2 separate regions of the Mus musculus genome follow, and region 2 is linked to region 1. A link is a loop called in an ENCODE intact Hi-C map of the cell type or tissue named here. Cell type or tissue: heart. All regions are shown on one strand. Links, peaks and the distances in the headings refer to the core of each region. The heading gives the core; the rest is flanking DNA.

The links. Hi-C counts contacts between places; a loop is a spot of excess contacts. Peaks named below come from ENCODE experiments on the same cell type or tissue, not always from the same donor. Only the 100,000 strongest peaks of a DNase experiment are listed, where the experiment ranks them.
Region 2: a loop joins it to region 1, with 2.8 times the contacts of the local background. A loop is called at or near these places in 1 of 42 quality-filtered maps.

The regions. Positions count from the first base shown.
Region 1 is chr11:52,096,209-52,101,576 of GRCm38, reverse strand. It overlaps Ppp2ca (protein phosphatase 2 (formerly 2A), catalytic subunit, alpha isoform), which reads right to left and starts at 2,753. Exons shown (of 7, transcript NM_019411.4): 1 at 2,427-2,753. The coding sequence starts at 2,528. In heart, for the core only: no CTCF peak of the experiment used is centred there; DNase peaks (open chromatin) are centred at 2,316, 2,906 and 3,836; H3K4me3 peaks cover 3,365 bases; H3K27ac peaks cover 2,447 bases.
Region 2 is chr11:52,360,124-52,365,491 of GRCm38, reverse strand. It overlaps Vdac1 (voltage-dependent anion channel 1), which reads right to left and starts at 4,641. Exons shown (of 9, transcript NM_011694.6): 1 at 4,340-4,641. In heart, for the core only: CTCF peaks have their summits at 2,553 (motif pointing left) and 4,844; DNase peaks (open chromatin) are centred at 4,661 and 5,191; H3K4me3 peaks cover 4,643 bases; H3K27ac peaks cover 3,734 bases.

The DNA of each region.
Region 1 (5,368 bases), core at 297-5,296:
GTGCTCATATCACCTCATGAGAAACTCAGCAATGAATGCATGTTCACACTGTAACATTTACTTGTGTGTGTACCTCAGAGGACAGCTTGAAGGAGTATGTTCTTTCTACCATGTAGTCCTATAAGGAAGGGGCCAAACTCAGGTCATTTGGGGACCTTTGCATAGGGAGCTCCCCCCACCCTTACACAATTGAGAACCCCTCCCTCCCAATCTAGGGAATGGTGCCATCCACAGTGGGTGTGTCTTCCCATCTCAACATAAGGAAGATGCTCCTAAACATACTCACAAGCCAACCTGATCTGCTAGGTAGACAATTTCTGAGACTTCCTATCCAGGTAACTCTACAGCAGCAGTTCTTTTGGGGGACCAGAACGACCCTTTCACAGGGGTCACATATCAGGTATCCTGCACACTACTAGATATTTACAATTCAAAACAGCAGCAAAATTACAGTTATGAGGTAGCAACAAAATAGTTTTATGACTGGGATCACCACAACATGAGGAACTGTATTAAAGGGTCACAGCATTAGGAAGGCTGAGAACCACTGCTCTCGAGGGTCAAGTTAACAATGCCACCCTAGTCTTTCCAACTAGATTAAAAGTTCCTTGAAAATATGCATAACATATTCTTCATTGTGTTCTGGTTGCCTTCTTAAGAGCATGTAATCTTGGAGCATGTGTTAACTATTTTTAAGTACAGAAACAAGGACCAAATAAACCGTTTACCTGAAAAAGCCAGTTACAATCACTCAGTTGGGAAATGAAAAGTAATTGTGTCCAGGTCTACCGAACAGTCCAATGAGTGGTCACACAAATGACTAGTCATCCAATGTCCACATAAAGCCCTTCACTCCGAGTCAGCAATTAGAGACTGAGACCTGGCAAGATTTACTAAGTAATATTTAAAAGGCTTACTTCTAAACCTTAAAAATACCAACCTTGTTTGATGTGAGAGAAACAAAGATCAAAACACTAGAGATTCAAGTGGGGCGTGTTATAACACACAGACAGACACACATACACACACGTCATCCCAGCACCTGAGGAAGCAGAGACACAAGGAATGTCACAAGTTCAAAGTTACCCTGGCTCTACATAACCAGTACCAGGGCAGCCAGGGATACTTGGGATGGAAGGAAGGAGGGAAGGGATAAATCTACATTTGACTTAACCAAAATGGTTTTCAGCATTTTCTGAAAAATTGTGTCATCAGAAAATATTCAACCTCAAGAATCTCCTTTCTACACCAAGCCACAAAAGAATGAGCATCTTCTGTGCTCCAAAAGTTCTTCCTGCTAACACAAATTACTAACATAATCCATAATTCTGCACTAAAATTAAATGTTAAATTAACCCTGAAAAGAAAAGCTAAAATGAAGTGGAGACACATTTTTCTAATAGAAAATTGCATTAATTAAGACTTCAAGAATACAACATGAACAACTTGCTTCCCCAATTCTTGGAGAAAACCAATGGAATGAGATAACCTGAGATACCGAGTTATCACTTCAAGGAGTGGACTCAGTTCCATGTCTGAAATAGAGAAATCGGTCAACACGGGGATTTCTACTGCTGATTGTAGCCACAAAAATACAATCCAAGAAACTTTTGCAACCAGAGAGGATAAAAAATTTGACTCTCTTCCCGTTTATGTTGCTCATTCAAAAATAAATGGCTCCACGCCAAGTACGTTACACACAGAAGGGTTTCACACTACCCAATTTGAGTCAGCATATACATCATAAATTAATGTGACACTGTATTTCCAATCCCAAAGCTCTTCGTTGTAGTATGACTCACCAAATCCTCCATTTGTCCAACTAAGAAAACTTTATATTCCTCCCTTCAAACTACCACTATGACCTTCGTAGGAACTGGGTTAGCGACTCCCTTCATAATCGTTAAACACACACTTTAAACAGGGCTCCGGGGAAGCCGAGGCGTGGAGACCGACAGGAAAGCGAGGTGACCTTTCCATAGGCGCTGGGGTCTGGCCTACAAGCCCTGCTGTGGGGGACCCTGTGGGCAGCGCCCGCTCCACGAAGCAAGCCCGAGTGCAAGCGCAATGCTTTGACTCCATGAGTCCGGAACCCGTTCCCGGGCGCAAAGCCCAGCCAGTCCCTCGCCGGGCCACCGAGGGTCCCGGCCGCCCCACTTCCCAGGGTCGGGCCGGGTTCGGCCCGGAGGCTCCGAAGCCCGGAGTCCGGCGCGCGGCGCCATTTTAGGCCGCGGTGGCGGCGCCATCCAATCAGCGCGCGGGAGGCGGGGGGCGCCGGGTCCCTCGCGAGTCGCCGCAGGCAGCGCCGGGCGCCGGGCTGCTAGGTTCGGGGGTCTGGCCTCCGTGCCGCCATGTTGCACCGTCCCCGCGGCCTCCTGATAGGCGGGCCCGGGCAGAGGCCGCACCCGCGGCCGAGAGCAGCTCACCTTCTCGCAGAGGCTCTTGACCTGGGACTCGGAGAGCTGCTTGCACTCGTTCAGCTGCTCGATCCACTGGTCCAGCTCCTTGGTGAACAACTTCTCGTCCATGATGCCGCCCGCCCGAACCGGCTGCCGCTCCGCGCTGCTCCCGCGCCGCCGCCCGCACCCGGGCCACACGCACACGCCGCCGCCGCTCTCCCGGGGTGCTTTCTGCGGCCCCAGGCGGCTGCTGGGCGCTGGCGCCGGCCCGCTGGCTCGCTCCGCAGTGCTCGGCCGCCGGCCGCTGTGCCTCCTCCTCCGCTCGCCCTAGCTCGGGACTCGGCTTTCTGTAATGGCGGCCGCCCGGCGTGGTGACGTCACGCCAGCGTCAGGGAGCCGCGGGGAGGGCGACGGAGTGGGGCCGGGACCCAGAGCTGCGCACCGTGGAGCCGGGGCGCAAGCGCAGCGGAGTTGGCTGCCGAAGGAAGTGGCTTCGCTCTTGGGGCGTGGTCCTCCCGCTGGGAGGGCGGCGGGGGAAGGGAAGAAGCGAGTCCGAGCAAGCGCAGTGCTGGTTAATCCTGGCGTCCCAGGCTCCGCAGGGCGCCTGCGCGGTCTCGGCGCATGAGCAGTCCGTGTAGGCGAGGTTTTTATTCCTTGTGACCTGGTGTTTCTGGAAGGCCTCTGGGTGATACCTCTCAGATGTGGTCTGGGCTCTGCCAGCCTGATGACTAAAGGCAACCCTAAGGCGCTTAGTCCAGCAGCCCTGGGAACCACAAGGGAGTCACACACCTTTGGGGACAAGCCTAGTGGCAGGTTGCCTGGAGTGACCTTCCCCACCTCTGGCCGTTGCAGGCTCCTATAATTAGGTCATTCGTGGGCGAAGGAAGGTGTACCTGCTGGGATGTGTCGCCCGCGCACCTTACACCCCCAGCACACACCTGTCCCTGCACGAAGGCGGGGCCGAAGTGGGCCTTCGATCCTGGCCTCTTCCTAAGCCTTGCTTCCTCTCCTGTGGCCTTCAACACCTCTGGTGTGCACTTTTCTCCGAGACCTGTGCCCACTGGAAATAATCTTGTCCTACATTCTAGAGGAACAAGCCAGGGCTGTGTTCTGGTACTGGTAGAAGCAGCTACCGTGTGTTCTGTAAAGGAAGCTGATATTCTTAAGGATCAGCCTTCGACCTGGTTATAAATCTCTTCTGAGGCTTGTGAAACGTGTTCACATTGCACTGTCTGCATTCACAGAGATACTTGGCTCTACAGAGCATCAACTGTTGACCAGATCCCATGCTTAGGGGACAAAGGGGTCATGCAGACAGAAAGGGGCTACTGCCCTGGTGGAGCTTGAATGTTCCTGGCTGGAAATGAATGGAATGGATGGAAGTCATACACTGCTCCCCTCCAGAGTCTGGGAGAGAAGCCAAAGGATGGTTATCCATGAAGGTCAAGGCAAGAGCTGACCTAGCTATACTGTGGGGAACAGTCAAGCCTGTCACACACCGGAGAAGACACAGCTCAGAGCATCAGAAGACACCCTGACCCACAAGCTACAAGAGGACCTCAGTGGCCCCATCCACAAATGGCAGGGATGAAAATCCTCCTTTATCAAGGACAACCTGCTTGGCCAGGGGAACTGGCTTGACCAATTCTGCTTTCTCTAGTGGGTACCTCCCACTAGAGTTCCCGAAGAAAGTACCTGAGATCTACTCTTCTAGACGCCTCCATACATACTTGTTCTGCCAGTCCTTTCAGCTCAAATTCTGACTCTGGTTTGCAGTGAATAGCCCCCCAAAACAAACAGGAGTAAGAGTTAAGGCTACGTGAGATGACTAAATAAAGACTGTTTGGTGCCCATAGTTATAAAGCCATGTTCACTGTGCTGTCTTGTCTTATTCTTCTCCATTGCCCTGTACTCAGCAAGAACTGGTCCTGTCTTGAAGGGCAGGAAGTAGGCGGGCACACACAAAAGGGGAGGGGCTTCTTCAAGATAGTGGTCAAGACTGAGAACTTCATACTGCCAAGGTCTCAGCCAGAGTCATACAGCTACTAAACCACAGAAAGGACCAATACTCATCCCTTTGACTGCCTTTTTTCACCTGCAAAGACAATGATGATGCTAGTCTGGCAGATTGAAAAGTACTAAACGCCCACTATATATGCCAAGGTTATATAATGAAGGTTCTTCTAAAGTACTCTAGCTAGGCACTCCTTGCTGGTAGCGTTAATGTGTTATTTATTTTCTCCTGATGCAGGTTACTTGGCTCACCACCCTCACAAAATGGAGGAAAGATAGAATTACATGTACTTAAACATCCTGCCAAATAATTAGATGCTGCAACTTAACTTCTTAAGGAATGACTTCTAGGAAGCTCTCATTAGCATTCAGGCAGTGGAGTAAGGCATACCCGATCATAAACAATACAGAACTATGCTAATCAGAGTGTCTTTACCCTTACTGGAAACCAAGAATGCTCTCATACTCTGTAGAACTTCCAATATAATAAAAGGATCTGAAAGTTGGGCCTTAACTAATTTGACCCAGCTTACTCAATTTGACAGCTGATGAATACTGAGAACAAAAATTTTTAAATGGCTGGGAGTGATATCTCATGTTGGTAATGGCAGCACTAAGGTGAGGCAGGAGAATTGCTTCCATCTCAAGAGCAGCCTGGACCACAGAATGAGTCTAAGACAAAAGGAGTTAGGTTTAAAACCCTGTCTTGAAAGCCAAAAGATAACTTAAAGAGAAAAAGAATTATCCTTTTAACTTCTGGACAAACCCGAAAGGATCCTTAAGACAACTTTGAGTACCATTGCTTAGATGACGAATCTGGGTACAGTGAGTCTGTGTTGCCCAGGATGTTTAAACATAGCTATAAATAAAAACCATCTGACGATGGGGCGGGGTAGGAGGAGGGTAACCTGGAGCAAATAGCTTTATAATAGGCACTCTTAGCCAAGATATTAAAT
Region 2 (5,368 bases), core at 298-5,297, 260 kb before region 1:
AAAAATCAACCTCTCAGCAGAAAGCAGGCTCAGTTCAGGAGCTTCCCTGCACCACAGACAGACATAAACACAGGCACACACAGACACACACACATCTGGCAAGGCAGTGGCCTCTGCTCTGGAAGCAGGCTGAGTTCCCAAAGCAGCTGCCTTCCCCTCCCCCTCCACAGAGTCTCACAGGGGGACAGTCTGGCTTTCCAGGCTCTGCTTCTATTTTAAAACCCTCTGGAAGCTGGGCCACCAGCAGCAGCACAGCCTTCTATAAGGCTGGGGAGGCTGTGGTTGACTCAAGGCAACCTGCCTTCTCTCCCTCACCCACCTGTGGAGAGAAGGCCATGCAGGCAGCCAGCAGCACTCCAGGGTCTAGGGTCCAGCCAGGTACACCAGGGCTCCAGGATAGCCCAGGCACCACAAGGCATAGGGGGTTGACACAGTCAGCGCTTTTTTTAAGTGCTCAGCCTTGGGAATCAAGGACATATGGGTCTATATCCTACTCCCTTTCTAAGTAAAAGACCCCAAAGTCAGTCTCTCTGACCCAATTCCCCTTGGTATACATCCCTGCGGCTGGTACATGCAGAAGCCATGAAACAAACACAAGTAGAATTCTATTAAGATGACAGATGACAGGTCAACTTATCATCTGAGATGAGCAGACAAATAAATAATAAGTTTGGTTTCTTTGGTTGGTTGGTTCTTCGTTTTTCAAGACAGGGTTTCTCTGTGTAGCCCTGGCTGTCCTGAAACTCTGTAGACCAGGCTGGTCTCAAACTCACAGAGATCTGTCTGCCTCTGTGCCCTCCCCTTGCCCCACCCCGCCAAGTACCAGGATTAAAGGTGTGCACCACCAGCCAGTTTGGTTTGGCTTTGAAACAGGATCTAATGTAGCCCACAGTGAGTCTCAAACTCACTATGTCACGGAGGATGACCTTGAACTTGATCCTCCTGCCTCCACCTCTGAGTGTGTGCCCCACCTTACTGAGTTTCTGCAGTGTTGAAGGAAGAATCCAGGGCTTTCTGCATGCTGGGCTAGCATTCTACTAAGTCCCACACAAGCCAGTCCAATAGACAGTTTCCATTGCTATATTTATGGCTAGGGAATCTAACCAAGCTCTGGTCTTGTATATCTACTATTATAATAATGGTTTCTGAGCATCTTGTCAGAAGCTCACCCTGAACCACGGGGTCCAGAGTCCTTCCCACCCATAGAGAGGTATTGTTTAGCCGGATACTGTCTGGCCAGGTCCCGGAAGGACACCTCCTATCTCACCCCAGGGCAAATGATTTCTATGAGCACCGTCCACTACAGATGGCCCACAGCAGCTACCTCTCTCCTTTCCCAACCAGTTGGTAACTTCTGCTGTGCAGAGGCACTCACACCTATGGGTTCCTCAGAACACAGCAGCAGTGCAGTGTGGGGATACTAGCGGAGGACTGGTGCCCAAGCACCAAGTATACACAGCAGGGCCGCAGAACACCAGAATGGCCAGCACTGACAGTCACAGTTCTACTGCAGACCCAGGTGATCCCAAGGCCTGAGTGGAGACAGGAAGACCAGAAGTTGACCTCTGACCTCCACATGTGCTAGCCACCTCCAAACAATTAATTTTTTTAAAAACAGAAGCCAAAATCAATCAATCAATCAATCAATCAATCCACCACATTATAACAGAGGAACTAAGACACGAGAAAGCTATTTCACCTGAGCTAGACTCTGTGGCTCTTGTCAGATCAGAACTGAGAGCCCAGGCTGCCCTCTGGAGCTTTTTCTAGCTCAGCCCTAGGTAAAGTGCTCACATGCTGTGACTTAACTGCGGGATGGAGACCCACACCCAGGTCTAGCTAAGCATGCCTCTGCCATCCTTTCAGGTACCGAAGGAACCTGGGGAAAGCGCAAAGCTACAACGACAGTACAACCTTTCCGGAATCCTAGGGGCTCAGGTCCAGCATGAGGACCGCATGGCCCCAGACAGCCCCTGTCCAAAGCCTCATTCTAGAAACCAGAAATAAAGCGAATCAGCTGTGAGCTACTACAAGTGGGGACTGGCACCTTACTCGAGCTGTCATACCCCCACACCTGTCAGAAAGGGAAGAAGCTACAGGCCCCACAGCTTTGGCCAGAATCCCATCTACCCATATCACTCTCTAGCTTTAAGCCCAGAAACACCAGTTGGACAAGTTCCCCCAGGACTTGGGAAGTTGTAGAATGCTAAAGGAGCTGTTTCTCATCTCTCATGACTACTGCTGTAGGTGAGTATGTACGATTACAGCTCTTATGACATCTATGACTCGGCTAGGACAGGATAGCTTCTAGAAGTGAGTGAGCTGTCTAGGTCATCTAATGGCTGTTTTAAGATTCCACGATTGAATGTGCACCTACCATGCCTGGGTAGTTAAGAGTGGTATGAAAGAAAAAAAAATGGAGAGAGAGCTCAGGGGTTACAAGTGCTTACTGCTGTGGCTGGAGAGATGGCTCAATGGTTAAGAGCACTGACTGCTCTTCTGAAGGTCCTGAATTCAAATCCCAGCAACCACATGGTGGCTCATAGCCATCCATAATGAGATCTGACGCCCTCTTCTGGAGTGTCTGAAGACAGCTACAGTGTACTTACATAAAATAATAAATAAATCTTAAAAAAAAAAAAAAAAAAAAAAAGAGTGCTTACTGCTGACAGCCAGGGCTATACAGAGAAGCCCTGTCTCAAAAAAACAAAACAAAACAAAAACAAAACAAACAAAAAAGTGCTTACTGCTTTTGCAGAAGACCCAGGTTCGATTCCCAGACCCACATGAGGCATCTCACACCTGCATGTATGTACATAAACTCACATAGGCACAAGCATGCACACATTAAATAGACATTTTTTAAAAATGAATTTACCCCACAGACCTTTCTTAACCACCTAATGTGTGCCAAGTGGTCCCACCCAAGTCCCTGAAGACAAGCCTGAGTTTGGCCCTTCAGTTTTGTCAGTCCCGAGAAAAGCAGGCAGGCCCTCCGCAGTTATGCCTGGCTTGCTAGTAAACAAGCCGGAGTTAAGCCCCTCACCCATATCTCTGGTCAAGGAAAGAGAAGTTTTGGACAGCACACACCTGAGCTAAGCCCACACTCTTCCTGCATTCTGGGTCTGCAGTCAGATTTAGTGCTCCAGCCTGACAGCTGTCAATCTGCAAACTGACAGTGTCTCGTGAATTATTCTCCAATGACTCAATACCTGGTGCTGCACAAATGCTTGCTTCTGACATTAGTAATAATGGCATTAAAATAATACGCCTGTATATTCATGGAGTCCCTTCCTGTACACCATGTGGAATAAAAAATAAAATAAAATAAAAGTCTGTGGAGGATGAGTTCAACCCTCCCCAAAAGCTCCTAGGTCTCCTAGGCAAATGTCAAGGTTTCTAAGGTGTCCTTGTGCATGCCCCAAGGCTTCGTGTTAATCGGATCATTTTATTCTTTCCCCCAAACTCAGTGAAGTGTATATAATTGCTCCTATTTCGCAGATGAGAAGATTGAAGTTTTAAATCTTCCTACCAGTGTGACCTTGGACAAACCGTGTAGAGTTGCGGGCCTCCAATCTGATGTCAGGCCCTGAAAACAGTTTCCAGAATGCACAGTTGCATTTGGCGACACAGAACACGGACTCCGTCCCCGAGGCCAAGGAGGCCAAGCGTATGGCTCCCTATGGGGTCTCGCTCTCAGTCCAGGCCCAGGTCCCTGTTCCTGCGGCCTAAGTCCACTCAGGGCAGCCCGTTCCGCCCGGGAAGACACTGGCATGCGCGGGAGGGACCCGGCGCCACCTACTCCGGGCGTGGGCCGGCTAGGGCGTGTAGGGGCTGGGGGATCCAGGGCATGGCCGTGCCTGGAGTTCGTCCTCTCGGCGGAGGAAGCTGGGTCTGCACAGGCCCTTGGAGCTGGTGGGGAAGGGCTTGGGCCGTGGGAGGGTCTCTACCAGATCCACACCGACGGGATCTAGAGCCAGAGGGCGCCGCCGGGAAGGTCACCTAGACCCGCGGCCCGCCGGGCCTCCACGCGGCCGCCCTTGCCCTTCCGCTCCTCGCATGTTCGAACCGCCCCTGGCTTCCAAATGCAGGTGCTCTGAACGCTCGAGCTAGAATCTGGGAGATCCGCTCTGCGCCCGCCCTCCAGGCCTCCTCTACAAGCCCGCTGCCCCTCCAGGCCCGCAATGATCGTCCCTGGTTCACCCTTCCCGGGGCCAAGCGCTTAGGCCCAGCGCCCTCGCCCGAACCTCCCTCGATCGCCTCCCTGGAGACTTCCCAGGAGCGCGACCCGAGGCCCTGGGGACTCAGGCATAGCCCAGGCCCTCTCCGCTGCGCCTACCTCGGAGGCGGTGACGGCGGGAGCAGCGGCAGCTACGGCGGGGGTTGCGGCGAGGAGGCTGGGAGCGCAGCGAACGGGCCGAGGGCGGAGCGGCGCAGATCGCGGCGGCGCGGACACGCCCCAGCTCTGCGCGCCGGACCCCGAAGCTCCGCCCTCGGCTCCACCCCGGACAGCGCCCAGACCAGTCTCGGGGTCTTCTTCCCACTCGCGAGCCGCGCTCTCGCCCTCTGCGGCTCTGTGATCATGTGTGGCCGCGCGTAAAGGCCTGCGTGCACTCTGGCACGGGGCGATAGGGAGGCGTGGGTCTGACGTGCGTGAGGTGTGTGCGTGCGCGGGGACACGCGGGTCACTGTTGCAGCCTCCAGGCTGCTGGAAGCATTTGGGAAGAGGGGGAGGGGAGCTTCCGGCACACAGAGCGGTGGCCTAGGGACCTCAGCGGATAGTGTCGCCGGAGTCGCCGAGGCTGCAAGTCACTCGGAGGCCCAGTGGGGACACTGGGCTCTGGAAGTGGCGCTGTATAGGTCAGAGCGGCTACTGTCCCCTCTGCTCCAACCTTGATTTCCGGAGCCTGCGACACGCCCGCGTGCGTCAGCGAGTCAGTTGCAAATTAAACTCTCCCGAGAGCCGGCTCCGCACTGTAAAGTTGCGTGCAATCTTCCCTAGTGTCAAAGCCTCTTTCCGCCATTTCCCAAGCATTTAAGAAATTAAAAAAGACAAAGTGGGTTTGTGAGACTGCGGAGTCTCGCTACGTGAGGTCACGCGGGTTCTGGATGTCTGCTTTCCTGCAGTGTAGAGAGGGCGGACACTTTTTCCCAGCCTGGTCTCAGCACGTGGCCTCCTGCCCTGTTGAGCGTGCCACACCAAGACTAACCAAATCAGGTTTGGAGAGTTTGTGAAATCACATGTGAGTGAAGACTTCACACCCTTTGCCTTCTACTAACAGACGTCCGAGGAGAATTCAGGCATTTGGGGTCCAGTAGAGGAGACGCCAGGTGGTTGCTCACAACCTGCTGTAGCTGAACAAGACAG